2 separate regions of the Homo sapiens genome follow, and region 2 is linked to region 1. A link is a loop called in an ENCODE intact Hi-C map of the cell type or tissue named here. Cell type or tissue: GM12878. All regions are shown on one strand. Links, peaks and the distances in the headings refer to the core of each region. The heading gives the core; the rest is flanking DNA.

Evidence for each region. Peaks named below come from ENCODE experiments on the same cell type or tissue, not always from the same donor. Only the 100,000 strongest peaks of a DNase experiment are listed, where the experiment ranks them.
Region 2: it touches region 1 in a loop (2.2-fold over the local background); 1 of 110 quality-filtered maps calls a loop at or near these places.

Annotation. Positions count from the first base shown.
Region 1 is chr3:60,547,688-60,563,468 of GRCh38, forward strand. All of the region lies in intron 4 of FHIT (fragile histidine triad diadenosine triphosphatase), which reads right to left. Among named protein-coding and RNA genes, the nearest start is that of MIR548BB, 62 kb to the right of the region's middle. In GM12878, for the core only: no CTCF peak of the experiment used is centred there; a DNase peak (open chromatin) is centred at 8,274.
Region 2 is chr3:60,642,663-60,657,261 of GRCh38, forward strand. The region is part of intron 4 of FHIT (fragile histidine triad diadenosine triphosphatase); the gene reads right to left. Among named protein-coding and RNA genes, the nearest start is that of MIR548BB, 32 kb to the left of the region's middle. In GM12878, for the core only: no CTCF peak of the experiment used is centred there; DNase peaks (open chromatin) are centred at 9,399 and 10,399.

The DNA.
Region 1 (15,781 bases), core at 4,461-12,460:
CTGGTAGCATAACACTTTTAGAGCTTTATCTTTAAAATTTAATAAACATAAAAGAAACAATGAAAAGATCTCTACTATCCTTTTGTGTGTGACTCAGTGGATGTGTTCAGTCATTTTTTTGACAGGGCTAGATAGGCAACCTAACTTGTAGTAGAGTAAGGTTCAGTGACACAAAAGCAAATGCAGGCCCCAAACTGGGAAATCTCCAAGCTGTGAACAGGAACTGACAATAGCTCACTTCAGGGTAGGGCAGATTCTTTTTCCGGATTTGCTTTCAAATGTTATGTTAACATCCAACTAAAGTAACGAAATCTCTTTTGGTATTGCCAAAAGAGATTCACATTTGAGTCAGTGGGCTGGGGAAGGAAGATCCACCCTTAATCTGGTGGGCACAATCTAATCAGCTGGCAGTGGATATAAAGCAGGCAGAAAAAAAGGAGCACGAGAGAGAGAGAGCGAGAGAGAGAGAGAGAGAGAGACACTCTTCATAGAGAATATTATTCAAGGATTTCTTAAACTTGGGAATATAAGACTTCAGGGCCCTGATTTGGGAAATACTGAATTAATAACAACTCTGTCACTTTAGGCAATCCCTTTGCACTAAAGCCACATAGCAGTACTCTGTTATCAGACAACAAGCAGCTGATTTAAAATATAAGCCTATATCTGTCATTTTCATATTATTTCATCAAATAGAGAACAATAAATACAAACTTTTTGAGAGCATGAGGGCCTTCAAAACCCACTGGCCGAAGTTTAAGAAACTCAGGCCTTCAGCAAATGCACCTAAGAAACCAAGCTCATGAAGATGTGAAATTCTAATCAACAGATTACCTGAAAACATTTCCATCCCATTTCATGATTTCTCTCTCTTTTCTGTAGCAAATGATGTTTTTGGAAGAAAAAGAGCGCATATTTCCCTTGCCTGGCTACTCAAAATGTGGTCCTCTAAGTAGCAACAACAGCATCACTTGAGAGTTGTAAGAAATGTAGATTCCCAGGCCCCAGCCTAGATGTAATGCATAAACCTGTATTTTAACAAGATCCCCAGCTAGGCTGTTTGTACATTAACGTTTGAAAAGCACATCTCAGAGCACTAGTTTTAAAACTAGGTCTATTAAGATCAACTTGAGAACTTTCTCAAAAAACAAATTCCTATACTTCATCATACTCTTGACTCCAACAATCTCTGCAACAATGTAGCTAACCCATCACGGGGATTTGACAAACATGGCTTCCGATTGTATCTTCTTTCCAATTCATTTTATGAACTCAGGCAAGTTCCTTAGCTTCTTTAAATTTGAGAAATGAGTATGACAACAGTACCTTCTTCTCAAGGACACACATAAAGCACTTAAATATTTGATAAGTGCTAGTCACAATATTGGTGTATTTTGCCTTGACAAAAGTAATGCCTAATTTTATTCAATAAACAATTGTTAATTGTCAACTCATACATAAGCTAATATTGTTAAGTTGCTTCGTATAATGCTTATCACAAAAATGGTATGTAATGGTTACATAAATACAAATAAAATCATGTATTTGACACCATACTGCCATTAGGTGACTACTATCTCTCCATATTAGAGGTAGAGCAGTGTCAAAAACTACCATCTGATTAAATAATAGAAATAACAGCTAAGTACTTACTCGGTACTTTCATCTTTCTAAGCAATTTATATGATATGTTACTTAATCCTGACAACCCTATGAGGAAGGTCCTTCATACACCAACATATCAACATTTATGCATCTCTTTGATTACTTCTCATGCATTAATTCCTAGATTTGAGAATCACTGTGTTCAAAGTATATTGAACTATTAAGGCTACGGGTATGAACTACTAAATAGCTCTCAAGAAATGTAGCCAATAGTTGATATCCAACGGTTGTATAGAAAAAAGTCCCATTTCCCCAAAACTTTGTTAATGCCAGGCATTCTCTAATTCTCCAAATTGCTAATAAAAATTTGTCATGACTTAGGAATACAACATAAAGGGAAATAACTTCTTCTAAATGTCCTAGATAAAACAATCTACCATGAAAATTAATGTCTCCTAGGCAACCAGGAAGTCAGACACAATGAAAAAGAAACACTGTTCTCTTCGTTAAAAGAATAAAACTGTGTTTCCTTTTAACTAGAAAAATAAAGTTGTTATTTCATTATGGCCAGGAATATTAAGGTTCACTGTAAAAAATAATCTGCTATTTTTATACCCTGGCATTACTCAGTGAATGGCAAAAATCTAGACCAATCCTAGAAGGCACGAATGTCTTTGGGGGATGTCAGAAAAAGCCTTAACTCCAGACACTTCTACCAACTGGAGAGTAGGTTTCTATTTCAATTAACTTAAACACTAGGGGCTCAATTGTTAACCAAGAATGTAAATGAGCTTATTAAAAGCTGCTGGCTAATGGATCCCAAGATGAACCTTGAGAGGAACAATGCCCTGTCATCTAACTGAGGAACAACACAATCTGATCTGGCCCCGCTCTGAAACATACTTTATTGATGACTTGGAAAACAAGGCACATAAATGAATGGTTGGAGACATATATTGAAGTTTATATGATTTGTAAAACATTCTAATCTACAGGCGTATGTCAAAATTCCACAGGAGACAGTAGAAGAGGATCCTAGAAGAAGATAACAAAGTGAACAAAGAGAAAGAGAAGACAACTTGAAGTGTCCCAGAATTTAAGCAAACAAGAATACCTGTAACATTTTTATACAAAGAGAATTTTTTAGTGAAGTATATTAAGTCATCAACTTATGTCACTAAAAAAATTTTCAATTGTTAACAAGTCAAAGAAAATCCAAAACCTCAGCTATTTATAAACAGAAAACACCTAGGTATTTCAAAATGCCAACTGCCTTTTCAAGATCTCACTTCATCAGTTACCTCTTCTCTGTTCTGTCATTTTTTTTTTTTTTGTAAACCTACTTGTTTTACATATTTAACCTCATTCTCACCAGTTTCTTCCCTGTCTCCTAAAAAGATGTTCAGGGATTACATATACTTAATAACCTTTCCTCATCAAACTCTAATCACCTATTCATTTAATAAATATGTATTATATACTTGCCATATTCCAAATACTATTCTAGTGGTAAATATGACAGACCAGCCCTCTGCTCTCATGTAGTATTCTAGGCACAGGGTGCATATTGCAAGCAGTAGAGACTACAAGCCAGTCAACAAGGAAAAATATTCTGATTGTGACTTGAAGGAAATGATCAAAATCCAAGAACAGGAAGGGACTTGGAGGAGGCAGAAGTGGCTGCCTAAGTGTCAAAGGAAAGGGGAATCTCACGTTTGATCTGCGAGTTGAATGATAAGAAGTCCACTGTATGTGACTATATGGGGATAAAATGTTCCAGATGGAGGAAACAGCAATTGCCAAGGCAAGAATGATCTCAAGATCTTAGAGGAATGGAAAGAAGAGTGTGGGGTGGAGCCTAACAGCAGGCAGCAAGGCAGAGGTGAGGAGATGGGTTTGAAAGATGAGCAGGGATCAGATCATACAAGGTCTTGTGTGGCGTTTCACTTAATGAGAAACTCGTGATAACAAAGATTCAAGCTCCAGAGTGTTCAGGGTCTAAATTTGACTTTCAAAAAAAGATTTTACTATTGTACATTAAAAATCATCTCAGGACGCCTGGTGTGGTGGCTAATACCTCTCATTTGGGAGACCAAAGCAGAAGGATCCCTTAAGAACAGGACTTCAAGACCAGCCTGGGAAATATAGTGAGAAAGAAAGAAAGAAAGAAAGAGAGAAACAGAGAGAGGGTAGGGGAGAGGGGAGGGGAGACGGGAGGGGGAGGGGGAAGAGGTGAGACGGGAGGGGGGGAGGGGAGGGGAGACGGGAGGGGGGAGGAGGGGGGAGGAGGGGAGGAGAGAGGAGAGGAGAGGAAGAAATTAGCTGGGTGTGGTGGCATGCACCTATAGTCCCAGCTACTCCAGAGACCATGGCACGAAATGCCTGAGCCTGGGAAGTTGATGCTGCAGTGAGCTGTGATCATGCCCCTGCACTCTAGCCTGGGTGACATAGTGAGATCCTGTCTATAAAAATAAACCTCAGGAGCTTAAAAAAAAGCATATGCCCCATTCCCAGATTATTTTTCTGTTAAGACTTTTGAAAAGTGACATACAATTCATATACCATAAAATTCACCCTTCTAGTGTACAGTTTGATGGTTTTCAGTATGTGTGCAAAATTGTACAATTATCATAACTACCTAATTCAGAACATTTTTACCCCCAAAAGAGAAACCATTTCCTTTAGCAGTCATTTCACATTTTCCTCTAGCCCACAGCCCCTGGCAACTACTATTCTACTTTCTGTCTCTGTGGATTTGCCTTTTCTGGACATTCTATAGAAATGGAGTCATACGATATATAGCCTTTTATGTGTAGCTTATTTCACTTAGCATGTGTTCAAGATTCATCCACATTTTACCATGTATTCATCCTTTATTCCTTTTAAAGGCTGAATAATACCCCATTGTATGTATACACCACATGTTTTTCTCCATTCATCAGTTGATGGACATTTGTTACTACATTTTTGGACGTTTGTGAATAGTGCTGTGAATATTCAGGTGCAAGTTTTGTGTGGACTTATGTTTTCAATTATTGAACGTACACCTAAGAGTGAAACTGCTGGATCATGTGGGAACTCTGTATTTAACATTTTAAGGAACTGCCAAGCTGTTTTCCTTAGTGGCTGTACCATTTTACATTACCACCACCAATGAAAGAGGGTTCCAAGTCCTCCACATTCCTCACCAACACCCCACTCCCAGATATTTTAAATTAATTGGTCTGGCTGAGACCTAGATATCAGGCTTTTTTTTGGTTTTTATTTTGAAAGTTCCTATGGTGATTCTATTCCTAACGTATAGTGAAGGCCAAGAAGCCCTTACTCCAGCCTGTTCATTGCCAACTTGGTAAGTATTTATACCTACTCCCTCTTCCTGATAAGTATTCATACCTACTCCCTCTTCTGCTCCAGAGCTCTTTAGACATGTTACTTGGTGCCCCCAGCACTCTCAATGACATCTGCTTTGTAGCTGACTCATCCAGTGAGAGAAGGAAAGATAATTAAGGAAGATACAGTCTTATACTTTTAACAGTCTCATTTATTTCTGAGTGGGGCCAGTGTCTGTGTGAAATCTTCATGGTTATCTGCATGTCTGGATGGGTTTTCTCCAGGCACTCTGGTTTCCTCCCTCATTCCAAAGGTGCATGTGAGATTAAGAGGCATGTCTACATGGTCCCGGTCTGAGTGAGAAGGTATGTAGAGTGAGTCCTGAGAGGGAATGGCGCCCTGTCCAGGGTGGGCTCCTCCCTTGGGCCCTGAGCTGCCAAGACAGGCTCTGGCCACCTGAGACCCTGAACTGCAATGAATGGGTAAATAATTATCTTGCTTTTATTAATCTTTCTTATAATATGTAGACATCATCTTTATTTCTGTATTTAATATTAACAATATTTTGGTTTTTATTTAGAAGTTTGGTGATGTTTTTGTGAGGAGAAATATGCCACAGGAATTTTTTTTTTAATCAGTTAGCCTATGGTCAAATTGGTTTCATTATACATTGTTTTGGTTAAAGTTGTAGTTTCTAAGAAACCTACCTATGACTCAAGTGAGGACTTGTGTTTTTACGTAATGTGAATCAGCAACCCCCTTCTTCCACTGATTGATCCGACGGAGACCTTTTATGCAAAAAGAGGTCACTGCTTTAAAATATATATATATATATATTTTATATTTATTTTATATATAAAAATTATATATATTTAAAAAAATATATATATATATATATAGAGAGAGAGAGAGGGAGAGAGAGAGAGAGAGAGAGAGAGGCTCCTGAAGTTCTTCTCATCTAGTCAAGAAAGATATAGGGTGTAAATGGATACTTCTATGTTTTATGCTTCAACCTGACCTTGAGTATTAAACATGGTATCATATTTACAAAAATGTATAACATTTAGAACTACTTTTGTCACTTTATAAAATGATTCTTCCAAACCAAACACAGGTGATGAATATCTAAAACACCAGCATCAAGGCCTAGAGCTTTGTGTTTGTACAAAATATCAGGGAAAAGCCAAGCACAGTGGCTCACACCTGTAATCCCAGCACTTTAGGAGGCCTAGGAGGGCAGATCACTTGAGGTCAGGAGTTTGAGACCAGCCTGGCCAACACTGCAAAACCCTGTCTCTACTAAAAATACAGAAAATTAGCTGGGCATGGTGGTGGGCACCTGTAATCCCAGCTACTTGGGAGGCTGAGGCAGGAGAATCGCTTGAACCCAGTGGGCAGAGGTTGCAGTGAGCCAAGATTGTGCTGCGCCACTGCACTCCAGCCTGGGTAACAAAGCAAGACTTCATCTCAAAAAAAGAAAAAAAACGTATCAGGGAAAGACAGAAACCTGAATAAAAAGGAAACAGATTTCTACACTGAAGGACAAAGTATGGCATGACTTCTCAGTCTGATGGAGGCCGAGATTCGTTTTTTTCATTCTGAGATTCATCTTAACGGTTAAAAAAAAAAAAAGAACAAACAAAACGAAACCCAAATCATGTTTTTCATGTGGACTGTAATAGCAGAGACGAACTTACATGTTTAAATACAAAAACAATCCTTAAAGAGGAGAATCAGAAGTTGAAAATCACCTTACTGTTATGTATCTTTCTGGAGTAATCAAAATTTCTACTATATTATAGTCTCTATACCATCAAAAAATCCACAGATATCACAGATATTCATCTCCATGGACTGTATGAAGACATTGTGGACATATTGGGACATCAACTCAGAAATAATGTCAAAAGCTTGTATGGTAAATCTGAATCAACTGTGATCTTTCAGAAGCAGGAGCTTCCAAAGGGGTTCCTGTAGCATCCCTTTATCAGAGCAAGGCCAGTCAGAGGTTAAGAAACATTGGGTCTTTTACTTTAACACTTCTCACATATTATTTTAAAAATAAATACCAAAAGAAATACCAAAGGAAAAACCACATAAATTATATTTTGAACATTTACATTGAACAAATTAAAGTTCCCAACATAAGTGAATACAACATAATAATTACTATTCTGCATATGAGAGAAATTATTCCACCATTTTTTGACTCCTGAATTGTTGGCAATATTCATGGCAAAGCAATGCTGCTCATAGGTTTTTGCTAAAACGGAGTATAAGGCTAATTACAGTGTCAATTATAGCTATGTATCATTTGTACTCTATAGACTTACTCCTATTTTAAGTGGTCTACCATATTCTTCTAATATCTAACGGTGTTATTCACAAGATAACTACATGACTGATACATTTTTTACGTAACAGTGTACTACAGGTGGTACAACCTTGTAAGAGAACAAGTTTAGAAGTATATAATGCACATCTTCCTTCAATCCTGTTTATTAGCATATGGAAAACACATTTGAAGATAACCAGATATAAATTCAAGGCCTTGAATCCAAAGCCGTCCCAAACTACTGATTCCCTGTGTTCTTCCAGGCCCTCAGAAGATGTCGGTTAAAGGAAATCATAAAAAGTCAAACTATAGCCTCTGTGTTATGTCCCCACTAAAGCCAGTATGGCCAGACTTTACTGTAGCTGAGAGGTTCTTGCTCATGGAGTCTTGAAATAGAGCTTCCCAACTTCAGCAGAGATGCCTATTATACAACATTAAATAAAAGACGAATTTAAATGAATCAAGTCTTGACTCTTCTTCCACCATCATGGGTTTTACAGAACAGCATTATCCAGGGCTCCATTCAAGGTAATTTTGCTTTTTCATTGCTTGACAAATGCTTTCCCATTTCCCTGCACCCTAGACAAATTGGTATTTCTCAGCAGCTCTTAGAATGACAATGGCAGTTTTCTCTTCATCGTTTTTTCATTTCTTCATCCTCTCGCCATGAGAGGCACTCATCAGGGGATCTCTAATCCTACCCATCTCATTACCTCTTCACTCTATTTGTCACCATTTGGAATTTCAGAACTCTTAATTATTAGCTTACTGTTACCAACAGTAATGAGGCTCTGGCTGCCTACTGGGGAGCATCATCCAACACTAACAAGCTAGCAGACTGAGACCGGCACCTGAATTCCATCACGTGGTTCCATTGTTCAGGCCAGGTGGGACATTTCTGTCTGCAGGCAAGCTTTCTGCAGGAGAGCTGGAGTTTGCAGGGTGGCTATTATCCATTCACTTTGGTCTTATGATTCACACTGACTCAAAACAGCTTTCCTGTGTGGTCATGCTCATTTACATACTGGCTATTGCCTTCCTTATAATAACACTTAATGTTTATTTCTGCCTTGTCCTCCTTTTCACTTGTATAAGGACTTCCTGGAGCTAAGAGTTCTCAAAGGGAACACTAATTGGTCATTTTCTTATAGCTACTTTTGATCTCCTCCTGACCTGGAATGAACAGTGAGTCTCTCACAGCCATCTGGGTGATCCGTCTATATACAGACCTTCCTTGACACTCCCGCAGTAGTCAGCATACTGCCTCAACACAAAAGAGGCTAGACAAATGTTAAGTGACATCTATAAAGTTTTCTGAGCACCAAAGACAGACCCAGATGCAGAGGAGACAGAAAGGTAAAGGATTAAGAAGGAGCTGGTCCCTCTGAAACTATGACAAACATGTCTTTATATAGTTAACGAGGGAAGATGCAACTGATCCAAAATCCATCTCTTCCTTGGCTTCATATCCTTTCACAGCAACAAGAGCCTTGCACCAATGAGGACAAATGAGCATTGGTTGAATACTTCTAAATGCCCAGCCTACATTAGGCACTTGACCTGCATTTGCTCATTTAAACCCCAATAGCCTGTACAGTAGACCTGGAGGAAAACAAAACCCACAGAAGTCAAGCAACTTGATCAAGGTCACCCATTAGTGAAAACCCCAAAGCTCTTCTCAGTACAAGTGGTCACCCAACACCGCTCAGAAAACGGTTAGGCAAAATGAGGGCCTGGGGTGGGTTTTGGAATAGCAACACCCTGAAGGTAATAGAGGCTGGTGGTAGAGAAGAGGAGCAGTGGCATCACCTAGGTGTGTAACGCTGCCTTTGTCCCCTGTAGCTGCTGCCTTCTATCCAAGGTGACCACCGTGTTGAACACTGTCTAGGAAATACTGTGCTCAGGGCAAAGGATGCTCTCTTTTTTTCACATTTTTATACAGCTAAGAGAAGTCATTTCTGAAAACAGGACTTGGAGGTCAACGTTTACATATGATGCCACCAAGGACATCTCCTGATGATACCCATGAAGGAGAGACCATTCCGTTAGAAAACTTGTGCAGTAACATTTAAAATTGGCATTTGTTAACCATACTAATAAGAGCTAATATTCCTGTAGCCCTTGCTATATACCAGACATTATGCTATAAATGCTTTATGTAAATATCTCACTTACTCCTCTCCAAAGCCTCTGAGGTATTTTTATCACCCTAATTTTACAAAAGAAAACACTAAGAGTTTAAGTCCCTTGCCCAAGTACACACGGAAGCAAGTGATGGAGCCGAGATTTGTACCCAGGTATGTGACACTGGTCTCCTCCCCACCTCCAACAGTGCTAAGAAAGATCTTCTGCCCACATTGCATTATGTGCTGTACTTTTTTCATGTAAATGATCATTCCAAATGTCTACATCCTGGTGGGTGAGCGGAGGAGGTGACAGGAAGAACAAAAAAAAAAATAGACATGATGTCAAGAAAGGAATTAATTTTCAAGTGCACAATCACTGCTACCCACAGAGTCTGTCTGTTTGGTTTTCCATAGGTATAAAGAGATTACTCAGAGTCCATAAGGTGGCCATGCCAGGTCTCTCGGGGTCAAGCAGACAGGCCAAGGGTGTACCCAGGCTCTCCTTAGCTCTCTACATGGCTCTGCCTCATCTGCTTGCTTGGTTCACCCATGACATCAGAGAAACAAAGTTGGGAGCAATGCTACTTCAAGCATATGCCAGTTACTAAGGGTAATTTATGGCAACTCTCATTGCCACGTGGGCTGAGAAGCACAACATAATAATTAAAAGACTGATAAGCAATCACTAATGAAATGCATAGGTATTGTTGAAAAATGCATTTTGAGTCCAAGTAAAACAATGATGTGTGTTCTCCCAGTGCAGAATCTCTGAGCTCTGTAATCTTAAAGGCTTTTGCTTTTAAAATACTATTTCAAATGCCAGCTATTAGTAACCCATACATTTGCACCCTGGTTTCATTGCAAAAATGAGGAAGGACCATTGCTTTCCAAAAGAGGCAACAAATAGAATTTTTTAAAAAACGCTTCTCTTGGAAAATTTTGATCCGTTTCAAGTGATCTTGTTTAGAAGACCCCTACGCCAAGAGTCCTGCCGGGACAGAGTTGTGTTGGCATCACTTGACTGCTACCTGTGTCGTCTTTGCCTTTGTGTATCGCAAAGCCTGTTAGAAACAGCTCATGGAAGCGGGGCTCAGAAGACAGAGGTGTGTGCTAGACCCTGCCCTACCTTTGTTCTCTAACAGGGAAGCATAATGTCAACCAATCTCTAGTCATCTCCCTGACCCATGTCCCTGACTGGCATACACACAGGGCCACATGAAACCATTCCATGGCTCAGGCCAGGGTTTCAAGCATCAATTACCCTTAGTAACAGCACATGCCTGAAGTAGGGTTGCTCCCAACTTAAATATTTCTCTGATGTCATGGGTGAACCAAGCCAAGCAGATGAGGCAGAGTCATATAGGGAGCTCAGGAGAGTTTGAGTATGCCATTGGCCTGTCCACTTGACCCCTGAGTCTAATGACTCAGCATGGTCTTTGGAGTTCTAGGATGGCATTATTTACTTCTCCTCTTGCACAGTCCAGAAAGAACATTTTTCCCCACTAAATGCACATTCCCAGGAGCTCCGACCTCCAGTCAAAAAAGTAAAAGTTGCTTGGTAAGCTCACTGCCTGGGGTCTTCTATACCAGGAAGGGCCCAGGCCTAGCACTCATGTTGTGGCATCTTCCTCCTGCACTGTAGGCAGATGTCGCTAATTAACTATGACATGTTCTCCTGCAGGGCATTAACAGAATCTTTTAGATACCATTACCAATCAATCAGAGTTGCTGCATAACATGGAAAACCTATTGCTCATTTCACTTTTCGGCTTTAGACTAATGACCCAGGGAAACTTTTCATGGCAGCCCTGAGATGGTTCGATCCATTTCAAGCTAAGGATGTGATAATACGTGTATCTTCCAGAATCTTGACTCTTTCAATTAGGAGCATGAATAACAAACTTCTAGCATTGAAATAACATATTCTACGGTAATCCTCTGACTGATCACCTTGTTAATAAATATCTAAAGACCGCATTTTTCTCTGAGCTTCCAACTTCCATGGGAACATTCTGATTGTGATATAATTTTTAAATTAGCGGGTTTATTCATAGATTTGTGTTAGTAAATGGCAAGCTTCTTACTAATTAGCAAATTGTGTAAATCCACAGCAGTATTAATTTTCAACTGTATGGGGAATTAATATAAGACAAAATAAATAAGGAGACAATTAAAATTTCCCTAGAGGCATGCATTTCTATAAAATTCAGCACAAAACAAGAAAACATTAACCCATTTTGAGGGTGCATTTAGAAAAGATCACAAAAGATGTGTCAGTGTCACAGAGAACAAGTGAAGCATGCATTTGCTGTGGCACGCACTCTCAGTTACAGCTAAATTCCCTAAAGATATTTTCTCAAGTTACTGCTGCTGAGATGTCCCCTCTTGCCTTGATGCACTTTTCCAGCACTTTCTCATTTAATAAGGTTTTTATTATTTCTTTATTGATGTTTCCACTCAAATTGCTGGTGTGCTCTCTCTCACTTTAGAGGACAATGCACAGTATAATGTTCTGATCCTCAAAAACTGCCCCACAAGAGGTCTCTCACTAACCAAGCGCTTGCTAATATCCATTTCACTTTTCCCACTAACCCACTGAGAAGATGGAAAGCATATGTATCTCTGGGCTCCTGTTTAACCTCCCAGCTCTAGAAGATGAGAAAAAGCATGTCCCTCTTACGGGCACTTACACCATTTCTTATGAAGCCATCCCACACACTGTTAAACAAATCTGATTGTTTCTCAAACTCCCCTTTAACTGCTTCAGCTTATTGCTAAGATGTTGGAGTCTTCCTGTGTTGGTGGCCATGGAAACCACCTGTCTATTTAATGGCATGAGGTCTTTTCTTTACTTTTCCTGGCATGCCAGGCTGTTGGGGAAAGGCCAGAGCCCTAAGTTTAAACAAGTCAAGTACAGATGTTTAAGAATGACAGCTCCCAACAGCTTCAGATCATAGCTAATACCAAAATTAAACTGTAACATGGTATGCTCTGATGGGGAAACTGTGCACAGTTTCTAAGTACACAAACAAGACAGTACACAGACAATTGTAGGTTCCATTTGGGGGCAATTTTCTTCCCTTATCATGGCTATCAGTGATACAATCTGCTGCAGAAGAATGTGGTGTTAACTAATTAGTATACCATATAGAAGTGCCTGTCTTGTATTATTTACAGTGCCTGGGACACACTCCTAGTACAGGGCTTCTCATAGGCACAGTAATTATGCATTTGCCTCTCTGTCTTACATATTAGATAATGATCTCCTTAAGGGCTGGGAATACGGTCAGAGATTGGGATTGCCTATCAGCCCCCTCCCAAGCAGACCTAAGCAGCCAGGTGGTAGGCAAGAACAGCTTCATGAATGGCTACTAGGCAGTTCCCAGTAGTGCCTGGAAATTCTGTAAGTAAATTTTAAACGGCTTGGTTCAGGCCAAAACCAAAATGGATCTTCCTGTTCCCTCACCCCAGGTCTGCAGTGACATACTATCCTGATCTCCTCTTTCTGTTTGAGGTTGAAAATGGAAATGGGAAGAACCAGGCAGGCCTTATCTGGCCTGCTTGCCATATGGAGACTGATGGGCAGACTGTTCACAACCACAAGCAGGTACCACAGAAAGAGGACAGAATAGAGCCGGTCCTTTACTTTTAGGTGAGTTTTCCTCCACTGGCATGTTGTCACCAGGCAAGGCAGTTGCCATTTCTACTGATGTAAGGAGACACACACACACACACACACACACACACACACACACACACACAGAGAGAGAGAGAGTGTGTGTGTGTGTGTCAAGGAGAGGTGGGGAGGAAGTGAGTAGGAAGGGACACAGAGCCAGGGACTAAAGAGAAAAGTCCCTTCCTGTGAAAAGAATAAGATAATATTTTCATTTACCATCCCCATATACACAGCAGTGAGCAAAGTGCCAGGCAAATAATTGATACCCAACAAACATCAGCTGAATGAACAAATGGATTCATTCATTGCACTTTTCCATGTCTCTATCTCTAGTATTTAAGATTTTTTTAATGTATCTTAGAAGAGCCTACTGTTGTACACCAAACCAAACCAAAACAGCAGAATGTCCTAAAGTACTGACATATGTGTAGAAATTACACATCAAATTACCAATCAGATAGACGCTAAGGTAGGACTGAAATGTGGGCCAAACCCATTTTGGAAACAAAGAACAAAGTCAATACTCAAGGTCAAGCTCTTAGACAGCTATTCTTCCAAAGCACCTGGACCCCAAGACACACTCAACAAATTTCAGGTCATTTCTTCTCTCATTAAGCCAGTTACAACCAAGTTATAGAAGTGGAGTCCTTACAAGTCGCTATTGATAGAATAAGAGCTAGTCAAAGAATGTTTGAGCCATTTTTTTCCCAGCCTCAGATGATGGGGAGAAAAAAAAAACACCTCAATCAAGGATGTCAAAATGAACCAATCTGCAATAGTCATCTGGGCAGGGGACAGGTGAATAGCCCAATTCTTCTCACAGAAATGAAGAAAAAGTTCAGGCCATTATCCAGGATGACTTGAAAAGGCAACTCAGTGACTGAGCTTTGTAGTTCTGACACCATTCAAATAGAAATGGGAGCCAGAGATAGAAGGACTGACGGCTCATTCTCAGGAATGTCTGTGACTATGCTTAGATGTGTCAGTAGACAACAGCTTCCTACCAAATGGTACAGGCTTTGGCAGCCTCTTTTTTAAAAGGCCTTTTAGTAACTAGTCAGGCACCATTCTTAATATCAAAACATTCTCTCTTTTTTATTGCCCAGACTCTGGGAATCTGGAAAATGAAAGAAAAGAAAAAAAAAGAAAAGAGAGAGAAAGAGAGAAAGAAAAAGAGAAAGAGAGAAACAGAGAGAGAGAGAGAGAAAGATAATTCTGACTCTTCCTAGGTAAAGTTATGCTTTCCAGTTAACTTGATCCACTAGTTATTACCCGAAAACATGCTTTCCCTATGTTTGAGTTCTCATTCATTTATTCAACATCTACTATGTGCCAGACCCTGTGTTAGATGCTAGGGATACAACGGTTAATGAGAAAAAGAAAATGTCTTATCATGGAGCTCATTATTTATCTGTCTTATAATTAATCTATATTACTTTATTTAACAACTACATACATTAAACACTGCCCTTTTATGGTTACGGAAAGACAGCAGTGAACAAAACAGACAGTCTCTATTCTCTGATCCAGGGGGAAAAGACTAAATGAGTTAGTAACATTTTCAGATAGTTAGGAGAGCTGGAAAAACATACATTGGGATAATGCCATTGAGAGTGAGTGATGGAGTGGCAGCAGGACTGTTGTTTGAGATAAATTGGCCAGGTGGCGTCTCCAAGAAGAAAAGTCTCACTTGAGACTGGTAAATGAAGCCAGCAATCCAGGAAGGGTGTTTGTCAGGGTGGCCAGCTTTTCCCCACTCCTAGGTTTTAAGAGGAGTCTGACACTGACTATTATTAGGAAAATAAGTTAGTTGGCCTACTTGGAGGGTATAATACCAGCCAGCACCTTAATATTCAATGTGTGGTCTGGGGAATACCAGCATCAGCATCACCCAAGAGCTTGTTAGGAATGCAAATTCTCAGCTCCACTCCAGATGTAATTGATCAAAATCTGCACTTGACCTGACCCCTAGGTAATTCATATGTGTATTAAGACTTTGAGAAGCCCTGGAGCTAGCCACCTTGAGTAAGACCTAAAGTCATGTCCACCAAGCCTGGCCTCTATCAGTCATTCCTTTGTTTATTTTGGAATTCATTTGAGAAATTTGAGGACCCAGGCATAGACAAGGGCTGCTATTTATTGGAGGTCCTCAAGATCCTCTAAATAAAGGGAAGAACAAGTACAAAGCCCTGATATGGGCCAGGCTGAATTATGAGTGAAATCAACAGAAATAAACGCAAGCCATTTAAATTTTATCCCTATAAAATGGCTAGCCTTTGGAAGTTTTTAGGCAAGGGAGAAGTAATATGTTCTACGTGAAACTTTGGAGCAGTGACTCTGGGTGCTGCAGAGAGAGTGGACAATAGCCAAGCAAGCATGGAGAAACCACACAGTTAAGAAGCTACAAAGGCGAGCCCGATGGGAAGCGGTAGGGACTTGAGTTGGTGAGGCAGCAGTGCACTTATTCTGGATATGTCTTGGGAGAAGAGCTAATAATACTTACTGATGAATAGAAATGTGGGGCAGCAGTTAGGAAAGAGGATGGTCAAAGAACCAGTCAGTGCAGGCATACTTCATTTCACTGCATTTTGCTTTACTGTGCTTCTCAGATATTGCATTTTTAGACCAACTAATAACCCTACAATCGCCTTTTAAGTGTTCAAGTGAAAGGAAGTGTCACACATCTCTCACTTTAAATCAAAAAGTAGA
Region 2 (14,599 bases), core at 6,600-14,599, 97 kb after region 1:
AGCAAAGTCATCACAGGTGGAAACAATCTCAAGATCAGATGGGAGAGGAGTATCCTCTTCCCCCCACCTCCCCCGCTCCAGGGGTATGTGGTCCTCTCTTGGTTGGTGATGCCAACCCTGCTTCCTCTGGCCCTGGGTTTTGTACCTGCTGCTTTCTCTGCCCTTAATGTGCTTTCCTCCCTTCCTTCACTTGTTAACTCCTATTCCTATCTTAGCTCAATTGTCACTTTCCAGAGGAAACTTTCCCATGTTCACTAATGAGGTCAAAGCCCCTAAGACATACTGTCATAGCATCTGGAACTTTTCCTTCATGAAAGCACTTTCACAGTTTTTGGTATGGCTGTTTGATATTGTCTATCTCCCCAGCTGAACTGGTAGTTCCACGTGGCAAGGACTATGTGTATCTTTGAGTACCATTGCATTTCCAGGGCCTCACATATAATCTGGCTCATAGTAGGCACCCAACTATTGTCGAATGAATGAGTCTTCACTGCAAGATAAAGTGACAACAGTTTTCCACTCTAGAGACCATCTACGTTTTTCCCTTTCAATGTACAACATGATTTTGTTTTCTTTCCCCCACCCCCCACAGCATTAAATTACTGGAAACACATCCTATGCTCATAGATGGGTAGAATCAATATTGTGAAAATGACCATATTTCCAAGAGCAACCTACAGATTCCATGCAATTCCCATCAAAATACCATCATCATTCTTCACAGAACTAGAAAAAACAATCCTAAAATTCATATGGAACCAAAAAAGAACCTGCATAGACAAAGCAAGACTAAGCAAAAAGAACAAATCTTAAGGCATATTACCCGACTTCAGACTATACTACGAGGCAGAGTGATCTTAACTGTACCAAGCTAAATCCTACATCTAGATTCACAGATGCAAAAGTGTTTAATAAAACCAAGTTACTTGCATTCTTAGGCTCATGTAGATGCTGTACGCAGATGGTCTTCTAAATAGGTTTTAGATATGTCAAAACTTTCTCCAGCCACAAAGTCAAGAATGATCACCTTAGGGTTGCAGTATACTCAATTATTTATACTCCTTCTATGATCAAGGGTAGTAGTATCTGCATTAAGTAGTTTCCTCCAAACCAGAAAGGAACGAATTGGCAGAATATATTTCCTTGCCTCCAGAAATAACTTATCATCATTAGAATCATCTGATATTTTTGGGATCTGGAATCTATGTTCTGTATTTGTGAGGGTAACTATGAGACTTGAACAGTCCACCAGGGATCTTAAAGGCATGTTTTCAAAACACAGCCCCCATCAAAACAGTGTGCTGTTACCAAATATGTTTGGGCAATGCCACTGTGAAATTTACAACATACACTAACAGAGAGTTTGAGAAATCCCATGGCTGGTAGAGCTTGGCAAAGGGAAATGTGTTTCCCTCACATATCTAACTAGGAAACCGTCATTTCAAATACTTCCTCTTACTATCCTGAAGGCCATATTTTAGGAAATGCTGCACTGGAGGAAAGATGTTCTAGAATAGACAGGTACTACAAGACTGAAAAAGAGAAAATTTAACATGCTTTCCTGCTACTGAATCTATTCTATATATCCTGTTTTTCTTCATAGGTGTTTGCCCCACAATATTTTTGTTTTCTCATTATCTCTAATATTAAAATGGGAGAAAACAGTAATACAAGCATGTTGAAAAACTGATACCGTGAAATATTGAAAATTTGAAATTGATTAATGTTGGTTCCTAAAGCAAATTATTTTACTGAAAAAAATGGTTCTATTAATCTAAATAGATACATTTATTAATATGTGTTGAATACATAGGTATGTACCTAGGAGTTTTGTAGAGAGCATGTCTGTTTAGAAATAAGCATACAAATACATAACTTCATGTAACGAGTATGCTGAACAAGCATGATCCATTGCATAAAACACAACATTTTACTCTCCTTGCCCCTCTAAATTTGATTAGGTGGTAATAATCTTCCTTTGCCCTTGGATAAAAACTACAGCAGGCCCACGAGTTTGCTGTTCACAGGTAATGGGCAGTTCTAAAACAACTTCAGGTTACACATACAGTCCCAGGTGAGAAAACAAACTCCACAACCATGTTGCTTTTGTATGGAATCTTTCCCCTTCTCAGCTTGGCCCTGCTTCAGACTGAAAGCCTCCAGATCACCCTGTGGCCCCTCCACCTTATTAGCCAGCATTCTGCCTTTCTCAAGGTTGAAGAAACTAAGAGACAGAAGGGCTCCTCCTTGTGCTAGTTCTGTTATAATCTAGCTTGGCTGTCTCTGGGCCTGGCAGATAGTTAGGGCTGACACTTTCTCTTTTGATAAGCTTTTATGGATTCTGCAGAGGTTTCCTGTTGGGTTCTTTTCTCAAACAGCTCACTAGATCCCAGGTGGGTGGCCAGGGATCCCCCATCCCAAGCCCCAGGTCATCTAGGCATCTGCCTTGGACTTCATATGCTACTTTTCCATGACTCCTTCAGTTACTGTATTGAAGTATATCAAAAACAACCCCACGTTGGCCCTCTCCTTTGCACAGTCCAGAACTGATCCCCAGGAAACACACACATCTCATGCCTTGACAAAAACTGGGAAATATTGGCCACTTCGCAAGCAGGAGCATTCCTACCCTACCACCCAAGCAGTTGGCCAGCCCCTCTTCTCCTGGCCTTCCAGAGTTTCAGGGTGAGTCTCAAATGCATGGGCCCTCTAAACTTCCCAGGCTTGATGCAGGCACAAGCCTCTGGTTTTCCAACTGCAAGAAATAATTCAGAGCTTTCTGATTAGTCCTCTTAATGCCTCCTATTGGGGTTTTGGGTTACAAGATAGTACACTCTACTTTTTCTCCCAAGAGGGTAATGATGACTCAATACATGGCCACAGTTGTCTCTAAAGAGACATCTTCTCTTGTCTCCTCTGGACTCATATATACAAAAGCCATGGACCAGGATCATGACTTTCTATATGAGGCAGCTGTCTTTTGGTCGCTGTATTATGGGTGGCTCTGTGAAACTGAGACAATAGACAATACAACCATTCTAACATCCTACTACCTACGTCGTACACATATATATGTGTGTACGTCATATTTTACTATACGGTTTCTATAACAACTTCAAATAGTTAACGCTATAAGAGCCTCAACACTCCCCAATTCAATTATAATCTCCAGCTTTCACTGATCACTGCTGATTTGGTTATAAATGACTTCACAACCAAAAGCTTACCTTGAGAATTTTTCAATCCCTATGTTCCCAGATTCAAATAAATAAAACCTACTTGAAATATGTGGACTTAAAATAGTCTTCCAACGCATTCCTCACACATGAAATTACTCTCGAATAACTAGCTATTGGTGACATTCCTGATAGTGCCCTAGATTTCTCAACTTTTGCAAGAGCCCAGATGGTCAGAAAGAACTTTACCAAATTTGGTTACTTGTTTTTAATGGAAGGATTTTAAATGTTCTTTTAACAATCATCTCAGCTGCATTTAAAGGCTACTTAGCAGTGTTTGCAGCTAGGAGAACAGATAATTACCGGAGTGAACTAGCAAATTCCTACTGGTTATAACCTGAAATGGGAAGTAATACATGGTCAAGAATGTAAAAAATTACTTATATATATATACATTTACGCACACATTTTTTAATATCAAGTGAGCAAAATGGTATTAAATCTGGTTAATTCTGCCCATGTCCATTTGAAAAACAACCGTGTAATTTGCCTAAGAAAAAAATTCTCTCATAGTTAAGTCAGATGCCTAATTATATCATCCTTTATCTGGGACTGTCAAAAATAAAACATTTTGGATCTATTCACAATAAAATGACATTTTCAGATTCAATTTCATACAAGTTTTTTATCCATTATGCTCACAGATCAAAAGTGACTGGATTCATCAGCCAAAAAGAATATTTTAAAGAGCTGCTGAGAACTTTATAAAAATAATTCTGATTTTCTTTTGTGGGGGAAACAATTTCTTTTAGAGGAGTTAGAAAAAAGTGAGAAAAAATTTTTTGAAAGAAAAAGAACCACCAATGTTACTAGAGAGCAGAGTTGACATGGCGTTACTCACAGTGACTGGTTAAGGGTAAAAGTGGGGGAAAAAAGCAAAACTGTAAAGTAACTGATTATTTCACTGTCTTCACCTGGCCTTAATTCAAATCAGAACACTTCTCCCACCTGCATTACTTCAAACAATTTACCAGAAAAGAAGAGAAAATGTGGATTACATAACCCAGAGCATATAGAGCGAAACTGCAATGCTATCATTCAGCAATCACAGTGCTCTAGTTTATTTTTAAAATAGCTCAGAATTGGCCATGCTCAAGAAGTGGTCCTACATACAGCAAGAGAGCTCTTCGTTTAATACAATACAGATTTTTCCTAACAGCTTCCTCTACTACTTCACATATTTCTTCCATATCCCTACATGGCCCTCCTAAGAAATATACCTTTAGCAATGAACACTAGGAAAACATATCGTTGTGGAAAGGCATGGGAGAGAGTCTACTCTCTTTACTTGCTTTAGCGTGAGGCAGAAAATATTTCTTACAGGGTAGCCATCCAATACCTGAGCACTTTCAAATACTCTGCAGCAGGTAATTTGTTTTTCAGAAGGGTGGGAGTTAAAAGTAACACAGAAAGTCATAATGGGGTGAGAGATTAGACTTTTCTCCAAAGTTACAGCCTTTAGATTTAGCTCCTGCAATTCTGAAGGGCCTCAGAGATAAGGAAATCATGTTGCAAATGTGAGAAGTGAGATTTAGAGAGGTGAAGGGACCTGCCCAAGGCCTCCTAGAAAGAAGAAGAGACTCTGGTACTCGAGGCCCTCAAGTCCAGGGTTCTTTCCACTTGCCCAGGTTTATCCCTGGTTGTCCTCTCCTCTGCCCCTTGATCTGACAAATGTTCAAAGGATTACTTAAAATAGTCCCCTGCTCAAAATAACAAGGGCTTGCCAAAAGAAGAAAAACACCTTGAAATAGAGATTCCAATTAACTGCCTCTGATTGCTGGATAACTCTTCAAGACTCCCAGAAACCGATTCTAGCAGTATGTGTTATTTGTTTATAGCCAACCTTTGTTCCAAAAATAACTTGATATGTTTTACAGAAATATGTAGAATACATACAATGCAGAAAATTATTGCAAAGGAGGAAAAAGGATGGGAAAAGCTAGTAATCTTGGGGATGAATTGTCATACACCAAGAAAGCAATTTATATACCTGGTGGCTTAACAGCAAATATTATAATCAATGCAATAATAGTGACCCAGCAGAAATACACTGTGAGTTGAAATAAAATGTTAACAAGAGTTTGTGGGGAAGAATAAGACACAAAAGTCCTGATAATGTCTCAATATGCAGGGTTTGGACTTCTGAAGCAGGTCACTCCTAAGCCTTCAAGCTTAGGAAAAAAGGGAAAAATGAGAGGACAGAGGATAGATGGGACGACAATGGGGTGGGGAGTCAGGGAGTGGGTAGAGGGAACCACAACAGGTTGACGTCCACCTAGGTATCACTTATCAATGAACTGAAAATTTATCAGGTAATTGGAAGCTCAAATTCATACGTCACCTGGACTGAACTGCGCTTTTGTTATTTATAATGCAATATGGTATAAATCAATTGGCTTGGATTTTAAAATTAGAGCCCAATTACCTGTGTAAGGGAATCATAAATCCAACTTGTATTTTTCTAACAGGGTTAACAACTCATGATGCCAGCTTAAACTCAGGAAAATCAATGGTCTGGGCTTAAGAACAATTGTGCGTGGTACTTTATCTCCCTGGTCTAGTGTAGCAGGTGGGCAGTCTAGGAGTTGGGGGTGAAGGATTTGGGGGAGGGTAGAAGCCTAAAGCAAAGGAAACAAACAGAAAACATTGAATATTGCTAAAAACACCACATGCCAGGTAAACAGGAAGGGGGGCACTTACATATAGTAGACAGTGAAAATCTGGACACCTGTTACTTGATGAAGCATCGCAGGAGCAAAGGCAAAACACTCCTGTTGCTTTTCTTGTTCTGCAAAACTCTCCAGAGCTAAGAGAGCTAATGTGAGATGAAAAGCTAAAAAAGGAGCGAGTCAGAACTCCCACTGACAGCTCCCAAATCTGGCCCTTCCTAAAGGCGTTTGCGCCTGCCTTAAGCCAGAGACTCCCTTCTCAGGTGCAGTTTGTTGACCCTCTCTTCAATTGGAAACATCTGAGGTTCACTCAGTGATAAGGGGCACGTGGAGGAATAAAGCTGTGGCAGTGGTGGAGGAATTAATAGTCCAACTTTTATGGAGGGCAGTTAACATTGTGTATGCCTGTGTTTATGTAAGTATATATACCTACATATACACACATATATGTTATATATTATTGACATAGAAATTCCATTTTCATAAAATTCTCCTTGAGAAATGGTTGAAGAACAGTGCAAAGATATACATACAAAATTCTTCATTGCGGCCGGGCGCGGTGGCTCACGCCTGTAATCCCAGCACTTTGGGAGGCCGAGACGGGTGGATCACCAGGTCAGGAGATCGAGACCATTCTGGCTAACACGGTGAAACCCCGTCTCTACTAAAAATACAAAAAGAAATTAGCCGGGCGTGGTGGCGGGCACCTGTAGTCCCAGCTACTCAGGAGTCTGAGGCAGGAGGCTGAGGCGTTAACCTGGGAGGCAGAGCTTGCAGCTAGCCGAGATGGCACCACTGCACTCCAGCCTGGGTGACAGAGCGAGAGTCCATCTCAAAAAAACAAAACAAAACAAAAAATTCTTCATTGCAGCATTGCTTCTAAGAACCAAAGTTGCACACAAACTAGAAGTCATTCAAAGGGGGTGATCCAAGCCAAGTGTATTATATTTCACTCATACAATGTAATACTATACTGAAATTATAAATGACGATATAAAATTCTATGGACATGATACGTGGTAAAATAAAACAACAAAATAGTATTACTGGATGTGTCAATTGTGTGAGTGTGTGTATGTGTGTGAATAAGAACGTGTGGGAGAAAATCCTGCATATTAATCAAGCTTATTGCTGTTGTAGGATAACTGATATTTTTTAATATTTTTCTGTTGTGTTGGATTTTTAAATTTTAATTGTTATAAAATAGTCAGGTATTACTTTTATAATCTGGAAAAAAAAACCCAGCAATTTCCATTTTGGATCTTGAATACAGTAGGAAGGATAGCAGGGTAGCAGCAGTTACTGGGCAAAGCAGACGTCAACCAGGGCCTAACAACAAGGCTCTCACTGCACAAAGCACCAGCACCTGTCCCATAATGGCTTCTGTTTTCACACAAAATTCCGCCAACTGGGTACATCTTCTCAAAGAGGGGAAACAAATGCACCAAAATTAATTGTAGAACTTATCTTTATGTTCTGGGGGCCAGAAAACTCAGTCTATACTGTGCTTCTGAGAGCAAATAATCCTTTCTAGGCCTAAAATACAGTCTGTCTTCTATTTTGGGCTTGTGGTACCTCTGTTGTCTCATTGTTCAAGTGGATGTAAAAGTATTAATTCAAAAAACCCATGTTCTCTGCTTAAAGCACAGAATTGTCAACAAAACATACTACAGAACACATGCCTCTCACTCAGTCATTTCTTTGTCTTAGTTTCTTGTGGTCTATTCCATAGTAAGGAATTTGCAATGTTGGAGTAAGAGACCTAAGAGGACCTTAGAGATCACCCCATTCAGCATCCTCATTTTTCACAAGAGAAAGCCCAGACTAGTCATCAAGTGAGCTAGCCAGGACTAAAGCCGAGGGTCTGGTAGTCAGTCCACTGTTTATCACTTCAGCTCTAATTCCATTCAAGACACAGCTATAGCTTCCCCCTTCTGGACAATCTGAATATTCCTTTAGCTAATGTTGAAATAAATCAGACTTTCGACATCTGATGTGACATACAGAGAGAAAAAGGCAGGAAATCTAACATAATGTACTAGTTAGCTTTTCCAAATGCATGAGAAATACTTTCAATAATGGAAAACACTACATATACTACTTTATGCAGTCGACTTTTGCTTCTGTGATAGAAAAGGGAAAAAGTTCAGGGGAAGAAAACTACGCGGGTCATTTGGTGACGTTTTTAAGATTTTTACTTTCAGAGGCACATAATTTAAAGTGTTTTTCTTTTTCTTCTATCAAAACCAAACATAGTTACTAGAAAACATCTGAAAAATGCAACAAAATTTTAAGAAGCAAAAAAAGAAAACATGTCACACAATTCAGCCAACAAAAAAACCACAGTTAAAATGTTAGTATAGTTCCTTCTAGGTTTTTTTCCTTTTTGAATGGTTGAGCACTTCATATATATACCATTTCCAAGTTTTGTTTTGTTTTTTACCTAAATTATACCTAAGCATTTTATGAATTCATTAAAAACTATTTATAAACATTATTTAATGTATGAATAATATTCCATGGTATAGAGTGCCAAATTTTATTTTTTCTTTATTTATGTCATTTAGGGTTTTTCTATTATACATTATTCTATGATGAGCATTGTAAGAAATCCATCTTGATCTTAATTTCTGATTATTTTCTTGTCTTAAATTCCTAAAATGGGGAATTGCCAGATTAAATACTATGAGCATTTTAAATTACCAGGAAGTTTATAACAAATTTTGTTGTTCCTACCAAAAGTACATAGAAGTACCCATTTTATAATCCTTTTTCAGTAAAACATATTTTCAAACCTTTGTTAATTTTACAGGTGGCAAAATTAAAATTAAAATTTATTTTAACTTGAATCTTTATTATTGAAAAATTTGGTATACCCATTGGCCATTGTGGCCATCCTTTGGCAGATCTACTCTTGAGGTCTTGGCCCATTTATTTACTGAGAAAAAAGGAAAGCATTTTGATAGATCCAATCTTTTTTTTTTTCAATAAATAAATAATGAATTTTTAAAATAAATTAATAAACTTATTTAATTCACTAAAGCTTAAGAAACACAAACTTCTGGGCTGATCAGTTGGAGGCTGTAGAAAAATGAACGGAACACACTTTTTTTCCAAGTATATTTTGTATAAGCTCTATCTAATTAATGAAACCTTCCTGCAACTTTCTGCATCTGCTCATTCCAAGCATTAGATTAACAAACGGTTGACATAAAATGAAGAGCTACATGGTATTTCTTTGACATGTGGCATATAAAAATCACAAACTCTGTCTTTAAAAATAGAGTGTTCTGGTTCACACTGGTCCACTGAGCAAACCTATTTACTGCCTTTCCCACCCAAAATACTTTCTAAATGATACTAAAGAAATGCAAAAGTGCAAACTCATAACCACAAAGAGAATGGGAAGAAGCCATTAGAAGATAAATGATTTGAATAAAAGTCTGTTGGCTTCTGAACCACACAGCAAAGGAAACCACAGCCTAAAAAGGGATTGCGGCAAAGGAGGGCCGACCTGCCTGGTTATTCCAGAAAGAATCGAGCCTCAGAAATAGCAGGTACAACACAGGATGGAAGAGATTGGTGGGGCTGAAAAGGGGGGTTAATTACAGGCCAGGCTGAATATGTAACATTGACCACCCTTCCTCCTGGCTCTCCATGTGGACTAGCCTGAGGCCAAGCACCAGCTTCAAGGCAATAAAAAAGTGGGGAGAACCATCACAGTTATCATTAGTGTTAAAACCTCACTCTAGGCCAGGCGTGGTAGTTCACGTCTGTAATCCCAGCACTTTGGGAGGCCAAGGCAGGGGGGATCACTTGAGGTTGGGAGTTCGAGACCAGCCTGGTCAACACGGTGAAATCCCATCTCTACTAAAATACAAAAAGTAGGGCCAGGCGCGGTCACGCCTGTAATCCCAGCACTTTGGGAGGCCCAGGAGGGCGGATCATGAGGTCAGGATATCGAGACCATCCTGGCTAATATGGTGAAACCCCATCTCTACTAAAAATACAATTAGTCAGGTGTGGTGGCAGGCACCTGTAGTCTCAGCTACTTGGGAGGCTGAAGCAGGAGAATGGCGTGAACCCGGGAGCGGAGCTTGCAGTGAGCTGAGATTGTGCCACTGCACTCCAGCCTGGGCAAAAGAGAGAGACTCCATCTCAAAAAAAAAAAAAAAAAAAAAAAAATTCAAAAAGTACCTCAGCATGGTGGCAGGTGCCTGTAATCCTAGCTACTCAGGAGGCTGAGGCAGGAGAATTGCTTGAACCTGGGAGGCAGAGGTTGCAGTGAGCCAAGATCACAGCATTGCACTCCAGCCTGGGCAACAGAGTGAAAGTTCATCTCAAACAAAACAAAACAAAACAAAACAAAACAAAACAAAACAAAACAAAACCTTACTCTAGCACATTGCGATTCCCCAGTTCCCATGCACACACCCTAAACTGAAACTCTTCAAGCTTGCTATTCACAAGACCCACCCACTTAAAAATAGACCGCAACAATAGCCTTCTTATTGCCTCATTCTTTCACACACACCACAGATCACCAGAAATTTAATATGACAAGAAAGTCTACCACAGAAAAGAAAATGAGCAAGTAAAACAACAGAAAACATGACACTGGAGAAAACAGTTTAGGGGAAAGACACAAACTTTAAAAATAAAATCTAGTTAATATCGTCAAGAAAGATTTGAGGAGATTTGGTAACTACAAAACAAAAACAGGGTTCTATTGAAAAGGAATAATCAGATAAGAAAGAGCTCTTTGGAATTTTATAAATGCGTAAGTAAAAAATTCAATAGAAAGTTTGTAGGCAACGTTGGAAAAAATCTCCTAGACTATAGACCAAGTACAGAAGTAAGTGAGAAAAAAATAAAATATATAGATGAACAATTCAGGAGGTCTAAGGATGACTAACCAAATTTTCACAATAAGAAAAAAAGAAACTGGAGTGGAGGGAATTATCAAAGAGATTGCATGGTAAAATTCCCCAGAGTTAAAGAGAAAGATGAATGTTCAAAGTATAGGAATCTACTTGATACCAAGAATAATTAACTGTAAAGTGGTAGAAAAATGAAATTCCTAACAATTTCCTGAAAAGTAAAAAAAAAAAGAAGGTGGCCTACAAAATAAGAATCAGAGTAGCATCAGACTTAGCAGCAGCAGGATTGCATACTAAAAGACAGGAAAAAGGATTTTCAACAGAGAAGTCTACACCCAAACTATCAATTGTCTTTTGAGGGCAAAATAAAAAATTCTAAACCTGCAAGCATGCAGAAAGTTTACCTCCCATTCACCCTGATATGGCTTGGATATTTGTTCCTGCCCAAATCTCTTCAAAATGTAATCCCCGGTGCTGGAGGTGGGGCCTGGTGGGAGGTGTTTGGATCATGGGGACAGATCCCTCATAAATGGCTTGGGCTATTTCCTTGGTGACAAGTGAGCTATTGCTCTGAGTTCACATGAGATCTGGTGGTTTAAAATTGTGTAGCACCTCGCTTCCCCACTCTCTCTCCCTCTTGCTCCTGTCTTCGTCACATTATGTGCCTACTTCCCCTTCCGCCATAATTGTAAGCTTCCTGAGGCCTCCCTAGAAGCCGAGCCAGCACCGTGCTTCCTGTAAAGCCTGCAGAACCATGAGCCAATTAAACCTCTTTTCTTTATAAATTATCCAGTCTCAGGTATTTATAGCAATGCAAAAATGGCCTAATACACACCCTTTCTTAGGAAGTTAATAGCAAAATCAGAAGGCAAATTAGAAAAGAAAGAAAACCCATTCAATCCAGCAAACAGTGACTCCAACCCTGGAGAGCAATGGGGACATCTCAGGATGATTCTACACAGCATGTCTACAGAGCCACCTGTCCAAATGGGAGCAAAATGGAGGTCTGTAAGAGACAGGACCAATAGAACAAAGAGTGTAATTATGAGCTTGAAAAAACTTGAAGATATTATTGAGGTATATACTCAGAAAAGGCAATAGGACATCAGAAATTCCAGCAAAAACAAACAAAAATAACTTTATAAGAAAAACTTGAAATATATATTACAGAAACTAAAAGGTGGAATGATTTTGATAAAATGATTTAAAGGAAGAGAATCCATTTGCACCTGATTCTAGACACAATGTCTTTGAGTATCACAGGAATTGTGACAGAGACCATGTGGGGCTGCACTAAATAATTTAGCAAATCTTAATTGTGCAAATATTTTCATTATTTCCAACTTTGGAAAAATCACAAAAAAAGACTACTCTGGTGACAGAGCAAATGTCAATTAAATTTGACAATGCAAAAATAATGGTATATAGCTGACCGAGAATGGAAAGTGGAAGGAAAAGAAAAGCAGTGAAGAAAAGGGTATTGAGTGCCCATATCTCATCCTGTGATGTGTGGAGGCAAGAGACACAGGCTAGATTGATGGACCAATCAGGGGAGGTATAAATACAATTTAGAAGTGGCAAGCCCAATAGAAGTTGAGAATAATGTCATGTTATGGTGGGAGCATGTGAAAAGTTTAGTGTAAGTTAGTGTAAGGCAAATACTTCTTGTCTTTAGAAGAAAATCAGTAGATAACATAAAAAATAAATAAGTGTTAACTAGCAATATGGAAGTAAGACCAGGAATGTTGAAAAGTGATTGCATTTAGGGAGCTCAGCTGGAGGTGGGAAGGGTGGGACTGGGAACTGTTACTTTGCACTACAGGTGTTTCAAAACCATTTGATTTTTAACTACGTGCTTATTTTTGCTTTCATAAAAAACAATTCCAAATTATGATTATAAAAAGCAAGTACATTGTTACAAGCTCTTTTACTAAAAACAACAACGCATAATTGAGCCTGTATGAAATGCTGTCTTCTAAGCCACTGGACACGCTGGAGGAATAGCGAATAAAGTATAACTGGATTTATTTATAACGAGGAGAGAGCAAATGCAGTGTACGGAAATGAGACACATCATTTTATCTCGACAGAACAATTAAGCTTTCATTAGGGCTTAATGACAGGATGACATTCGGGGGTTTGGAGGGTAAGCACATCACCTTCATTATCAAATCAAAGATTATCCAGTATCAAGAGGAACAGTTTTATTTATTCTGTATTCTCCTCGAACTCCCCACCCCAAGCTCTGTCATGACCCTAGATAAGATGGGAATTGAACAAAAGTCCCCAAGTGCTAATTGCATATTCTCTCACATCCCCAAGATTGCTGTCTCCTAGCCATTTGATGTTAATATCACAGAAAGCAGACAGCAAGTGTATATTTGGATGCACAGCTAGGTACATTTCCCAGAATGTATTTTGGAAGGGGTTAGTTGTTGGAAGGTTGGCAAGACACTAGTGACTCCACGTTTTGGCTACTACGCCTTTCTGTCCTGAAAGCCTGGTGTCCATGTTATTTAGAACAGCCTGGGTAAACTTATTACTGCACCCTGTGTTCACAGAAAAGGTTGGTTCTGAGTTCAATTACAATCCCTAGCAGTTTAAACGATAGCTGCTGTGCTATAATCTAAAATAAATTGCTTTTCTCAAGAAGCCATGTAAGCCTTTGCACTGCATCTTAGCAGAGCTGCTGGTTTTATCTCATCTGAAACTCAAGAAGGGTACAAAAGCAGGACCTCTGAACTCCTGTTGTTACCTCAAATGTCATTCTTCTACACTTCTGGGGCTCTCTCTTCACCCCAAATTCCTATCCCAGAACTAGATTTATGGGAAAGCAACAGTGTTTTCATTTTTTAATGCAAATCATCATTTTGTGTTTATTGTTTTCTATATAAGCTGCATACTTTGCCTGGGGTCTTTTGAAAGAACTCTATTACTGGGGGCAAGATTTGTTTTTCCTCTTCCCACAGCTAGAAGGCTAACCTGCTACCATGGGCCAAGATAGCAAGTATGAGGACGCCCGCACCCAAATGAATTGGGGCACCTCTACAGACTCTCCATTCAAACGCACATCCTCCTCCTCTCTCCAAAGGGAATGGAGGAAAAGGAAACAAACTTGTCAAGCGCTCAATACGTGAAATGATAATTCTGGCTTTCTCCACCCTCCACCTCCCCAGGAGTTTTTCCCAAAGGTCCCATTGGCCCAAGCTCAAGCCTCAGCACTTCTCTAAACAAGATGCTTGTAGATCCCTTTGATGTCTTTCCACAAAGGCAATTAGAAGGGTTTCCAACGTTAACTATGTACATTCTTTCAGATTTAACAAGGCAACTTAATTAACACTGCTGTGTTTCTGCTAGTCAACAAGAGAAAATTGTCCTTTCAAGAGATTTTGCACATTGACAAAAATAATCCAGTAATACTTTTCCCTTTCAAATATTTTTCTTCTATTGAGATTGAAAGAGGTGGTTTGCAGAGTGCTATATGGTATGTGCTCAGCAGCATTTTTCTGAAAGGGAATTTTTTTATGTCCACACAAAAAAAAACATCCAGGACAAATAAAAGCCAAATGAATACTTTAGACAAATTCAAACTCAAACTTAGAGCCACTCAGAAGGCAAGGAAGTCCTATTTCTTTTTATAACATACATGCAACCATGCCACGGGAGGATATGAAATGTAGCTCATGAATTATGTTTATCCTTAAGTTCTCTTGGAGCTATAATAATTAGAAAGAGACAAAGTGCTGATTCTCAACCAGTATCCCTAGGAGGCACTAGGAAATGGAGGAGGTGAGGACATTTCTTTGATGTCTCA